2 separate regions of the Mus musculus genome follow, and region 2 is linked to region 1. A link is a loop called in an ENCODE intact Hi-C map of the cell type or tissue named here. Cell type or tissue: left cerebral cortex. All regions are shown on one strand. Each heading gives the region's core, and the rest is flanking DNA. Links, peaks and the distances in the headings are about the cores only.

Evidence for each region. A loop is a pair of places that touch in the nucleus more often than their neighbours do. Peaks named below come from ENCODE experiments on the same cell type or tissue, not always from the same donor. Only the 100,000 strongest peaks of a DNase experiment are listed, where the experiment ranks them.
Region 2: it touches region 1 in a loop (8-fold over the local background); 7 of 42 quality-filtered maps call a loop at or near these places.

The regions. Positions count from the first base shown.
Region 1 is chr2:147,363,915-147,366,835 of GRCm38, forward strand. It overlaps Pax1 (paired box 1), which reads left to right and starts at 1,080. Exons shown (of 5, transcript NM_008780.2): 1 at 1,080-1,392; 2 at 1,819-2,448. The coding sequence starts at 1,134. In left cerebral cortex, for the core only: no CTCF peak of the experiment used is centred there; no DNase peak of the experiment used is centred there.
Region 2 is chr2:147,087,078-147,089,998 of GRCm38, forward strand. All of the region lies in intron 1 of Gm34889 (a long non-coding RNA gene), which reads left to right. Among named protein-coding and RNA genes, the nearest start is that of Gm34889, 3.0 kb to the left of the region's middle. In left cerebral cortex, for the core only: no CTCF peak of the experiment used is centred there; a DNase peak (open chromatin) is centred at 1,658.

The DNA of each region.
Region 1 (2,921 bases), core at 129-2,628:
CGGGATTGCTGCCTTTATGAAGGCCAGCTTGGAGGCCCAGCACTGTGCATGGATATGAATTAGAAGAGTTGATTTTTAATACCAGAGCTGAAGGGTCATTTAGCAGAGACCTCTGGAAGACTACTGGTGCCAGGGAATGTCTAGGCCAGACGGATGAGGAAGTGTGTGTGTGTGTGTGTGTGTGTGTGTGTGTGTGTGTGTGTGTGTGGAGTGCGGGCAGGATCTCCTGGCCTGTCTGAAAGAGACTGTCTGGATCTGGAACAGGAGCTCAGCAACCATTATGGTTTTTTGAAGATTGCCCGATTGTTGGGGACAGGAAGCAGCAAGTCTGCCTTTCCTGCTTGTTCCTTGTGTCACTTACTGGAGAGGAATGAGTTCTGGTGGGTGGGCTTTGTCATTCGAGGCAGAACCTGGAATGCTGTGCTCCTTTCGGGTCACTGAAATCACCTCATGTTACTCCAAAGGCACTCCTGTTATGAGTACAGGATGGACAACCATGAGAAATGGGATCTGGGAGAGTCCGCTCCATAAGCCACTGTGGACCACCCTTCCTCGATGCCCCTTCCAAGCTGGACCTCTTTCTTTTCATCTTGGTGGTTCCCCAGGTTCTGTATCCACCTGACCTGTCTCTTCTCCTCAGGGCAGCAGGTGGTGGAGATAGCCACATGCTAAAACACCGTGCCAGGATCAACTTCTACCTTCCAACGGGTTATTAGTAATGGCGGTGGAGGTGATTGTTAATGTATGATCAACTTGAGATGACTCCCCTACCTTTCCTGAAGTAGGTTAGGAAGGCCATAAAAAGCAACAAAGATTGGATGATCCCAGGATCTGGCTTAGGTTTAGGGTGGTGTATATTCCTGGTGTGTATGTGGGTGGGGTGGGGTGTGTGTGTGTGTGGGGGGGGGTAAGGGTTCCGGAGAGGGTAAGAGAAAGGCGGAGGGGGGAAGCCAAGAACTAGGAGGAGGGGTAGAGTTTCTGGGCGGGGAGGGGGACGCCAGGCTCGGTGACGGGAACCAATGAGCTGCCAATTCGTGAGTCTCCAGCGTGACTGTAGAGATTGACGTGGAGGACACGTCAAATTGATTCTCGCACCCTGCAGCTTCCCGGTCAGACGAATTTCTCCCAATCGGATGAAGTTCACCTTGGGCCTGGGGTCGCGGGCCTGGAGAGTGTCCTGGGAGCGGGCGGCGGCGGCTGCGGCAGGCCCTGGGGCGGGCGGCGCGCTGGGCAGCGGCTCACTGCGCGTCTCCAGCCGCCGCGGCCCACGGCTCGCGCGCGCCCTCCCTCTATGCCTCTCCGGCGGTGGCGGCGCCCGAGCTCTCCCGGACTGCGCCGGGCCCAGCCCCCGCCGCTCCGGCGCCAGGCAGCTGGCCGGCCCGCGCGCGATGGGTAAGGGGCGAGCTTCAGCCCGGGTGCGGGCGGGTGCGGAGCTGGGTTGAGACTCTCTGCCTCCCTCCCTTCCTCCTGATCCACTTTCCCTGGGCAGAAGGGTTCTATGTCCTCAGGAGCCACGTCCTCTGCTGCTCCCAGCCATCGATGGGTCAGTCCCTTAAGTTCAGGGAGGAGGTGAGGGTATGACTAAAGTCGCGAAAGGGCACCAAGGGCTGAAGAGCACAATGTCCCTGACCCCGACATGTGCCAGCCTGTCCCCGGCTGGCTCTGTCCTTAGATCTGAGATGTCGGAGGCTGGGGTGGACCTGCGGGTTATCTCAGAGTCGCGCTAGGGTGCAGTGCATTGGTTCCCCAAGGACACCCTTGAGTAACCCGCCGGTGTTTTCTCCCTCGCCTGCTCACTCCTATCCGGCGCGTCTGCAGAGCAGACGTACGGCGAAGTGAACCAACTTGGTGGCGTGTTCGTCAACGGCCGTCCCCTGCCCAATGCCATCCGCCTACGAATCGTGGAGCTAGCACAGCTGGGTATCCGACCCTGTGACATCAGTAGGCAACTGCGGGTCTCTCATGGCTGCGTGAGCAAAATCCTGGCGCGCTACAACGAGACCGGCTCCATCCTGCCCGGGGCCATCGGGGGCAGCAAACCTCGAGTTACCACCCCCAATGTAGTGAAGCACATCCGGGACTACAAACAGGGGGATCCTGGCATCTTTGCCTGGGAGATCCGTGACCGGCTACTGGCTGATGGCGTTTGTGACAAGTACAACGTGCCCTCTGTGAGCTCCATCAGTCGCATCCTGCGAAATAAGATTGGCAGCCTGGCGCAGCCAGGGCCATACGAAGCAAGTAAGCAGCCGCCTCCGCAGCCTGCACTGCCCTACAATCATATCTACCAGTACCCCTACCCCAGCCCAGTGTCACCCACGGGCACTAAGATGGGCACTCATCCCGGGGTCCCCGGCTCGGCGGGCCACGTCAGTATCCCGCGTTCATGGCCCTCCGCACATTCAGTCAGCAACATCCTGGGCATCCGGACGTTTATGGAGCAAACAGGTTAGTCGTGGTGTCTTAGTCGTGATGTCTTCGGTAATTTTCTACAAAAGGCAGAACTTGGGACGGGAGGATGAGCGAGGGTGTTGCATGCCCTTCTCCTTCTAGAACTGACTTTGGCTCAAAAGTAAGTTCACGACTGGCCACACAGGCTGGGGGTCCAGAACCTTCTGTGAGAGTCTTCGGACATCTTGAACTTTTTATGACAACTATGGAAAATATTTCTCAAGTAGAAGAGCAGGCGCAGACCACAAAATCGGAGGCCTGAAATTGCACTTTTTCATTCTTGCAAAAAGAATGCAAATGCCTATCGCCAAATCTAAGCCAAACAAACCGCTTGGGCCATTTTTGCTCAGCCCCTTCTTTAGCTTTCAGGTTCCTTCAGGAGCTGATGCGGGCTCAGGAGGTGTTTCAAGTAAAAGAGAAAGAACCCCTGTAGTCGGTGTTTTCTTTTTCTTTTCTTTTTTTAAAGTATG
Region 2 (2,921 bases), core at 280-2,779, 280 kb before region 1:
GTCCTAGCAGTTGTTTATAGACATCAGTTACTGTCTTAACAAGATTAGTGTTGCTACATTCTGACACAATGCTACTTTTACAGGTCTTTCCTGGACTTGGGACACTTGAGCTAGGTCACTTATGCTGGAACTGCCTACTTATATTTCTTGAACTAATGATACACAAAGAAACCTTTAGGGGGGGAGGGCACTCAAATGCTGGGATCCTTTTACAATGTGGGTTTTAAACTTTTTTTTTTTACCTTAAATTGTATTCCTTACTACTTACTAGCTTAAAAACAACAAAATGTAATCTTAAACTTTAAACAAAGATAAGGTAAGTAAATATAGTTGCCATAATATCTGTGAATATGAAAGCCTCTTGCAAACCATTATTTTTTTCAAGCTTAGACACATTTCAAACATGAAGCAGTTATCATAAACTTCATGCTGATGAGCTAGCCAAGCCAGAAAACTTGGTTAGAGGTCTTTTTCAGATTAATTTTTTATTTTCAAGTTATATATTTATCTTGTGACATTTTATTTGTAAAACTCCAGTGTGGCAATTTTATAAGTGCTTATACTATATTTTGTTCAGTTTATCAATGCACGCAGATCTGGAGGTTTCCCACTATAAAATGAAAACATAAAACAAAACAGAATTTCTAATGAAATTCACTTTCTGACTGTTTAGGAACATCATAGGCCAAGTAGAATTCTTTTCCTGGACATGAAATGTTCTGGAAGAAAAAAAAAATTCTTAAAATCCCCCACATTTTCTTTTATCAGTTATTTGTGTCTTACCCTAGAAATTTCATACCTTTAAAATATAGTTGCTATTTGGATGTGTGCACGTGAGCTTGATAATAGACTCTGGAGGATGTAAACATTAGTATATCAAACTAATGACAAAATAGTTTGATACTCTGTTGAAGATTTCCATCAAACTCATTTCATCCAATTATTCTCTGCCCAAACTGTGAATGGAAATTTATAGTTAGTGATAGTTAAATTCTATTGACTATATGTCACGAAAATGTATTTCTCAGGAATGCTTTCTTGTTATTTCCTCCCCTTTTCTTAGCACTTAGCAGAAAGAAAGGAAAGAAAGAAACTCTTAAAGAGAATACAGTAGTGAAAAGAGATGGTTCTCCTTCTCTTAATCTAGTCTCCTTTCCCATTTCCTCTCCTCACAACACTTGACATTGTATTCTGCTAGGATTGGCTCCACGTCTTGAAGCACAATACTACTTTACATACAGGGGACAGCATTTGTTTGGTTTTTGGTGCCTTGACTCTTTTTCATAGTTTAGATTTTTGTAGTTTCACACAACACTGAAAACATACCATAAGACAGCCTATAGCAGAAAAAAAATTGCTAGACAAAAAGATTCAATAGGTTTATTCTTTGAAAAAAAACCCAAAAATTGACATTTATTGAAAATCTCTGATATGTTAGCTAACTTACAAAAATCCTAACAAGAATCTAAATTAAACTAAAATTCTAAAATCAGAAGCAAGAGTCTTCCCTGCAATTGGGATTTACAGTTGTCAGGCAGCTCAGCCAGAGCGCCTAGGGAGAGAGGAGAAACCTTGTGACAGACCCCTTTTGAAGTAGAGTTCCAGCAAGAACCAAGAGGGAGACTTTGTCTTTCTATGGTGGCACATAGATTGTCAATAGCTCCTGGATTTCTGCATCAGGGTGACTGTTCTTGAAAATATTACTCTTTGCTGAATAACCAAGAATATAAGTGCTGTTTAGAAATGAGACACTTGCTGCACTTAGAATTAGTTTGGAATACTTGTAACTTATTTGATTAGTGAAATTCTCATGTTGGAGAAGTAGCTGAAATATAACAATTGCGATATTTTTTTTAACTTGGAAAGGAATAACGAATCATGTCAATAGAACTTGTTTTGTGCAGCAAAATTTGAAGGTATAAACAAAATGCTAAGGAGACAAAATGAAGTTTGTTCTTAAGTTTTTGATAATTTTATCAATTTCTGGAATTTAGTTTCCAATTTTGTTTTTAGTTTTCCTAGACACTTTTAGTTTTAATTGATTATTTAAATTATTTTACATTTCTTTCTCGGTTACCCAGTGCCACTTCCATATTTTCTCTATAAAATGCAAAAGCTTTGTGATTTAACTACCTACAAAAAGACTCTTGAATGAATCTGAAAAATATTCAGATATTTTTAGATGAAAAATTGTCTTCTGCTTTCTTACCAATGGTAAGTCTAACCAGTGACTTTGTTTTAAGATAGTACAATTATTAGTAGTACATCTTTCCAACAGCATGAGAACAAATGGAAAATATCAGCAGGATTATCATTGGCTAAATAATAATAGTGACTTTTTGATATGATTACCCCAGAACAAAAACAAAACAAAACAAAACAAAACAAACCCTCCACAAACAAATAATATAAGGCAACCCACTCCAAACAATGTACTTCTAACATTATAGGAAAGCTGTAATCTTAGTTTTTAACTTGCAGCAGAAAATAATAGGGTATATGTGTATATGTATACAAAACAAGATGTATAAGTACATCTACTACATTACAATCTCTTACCTTGGTAATATAAACTTAAACTAGGTATTTACACTTTTCTGTAGTTTTAAAAATAATGTGTTAAAGTTATATATGCTATAGGAAAACTAACAAGATTGAAATATAATTTTTGCTTCTAATTAACAAGTTTATATGTATACCTTGCTACCATAGAAAGTTTAAAACTTTGTTATTTCTATTTATTTTTCACATATTTTACAATGTCATTAAATTCCTGTTATAAAAAAGAATACTTTGAATTTTAAGAAAAATAATTTCTATTGTTTTATGCAGGGAGAAAAATCTAATTTTTCTGTCCCTATACATTCTTAATAGGAACTACTACACATATCCTCTTGTTTTGTTTTATTTTGTTTTGTTTT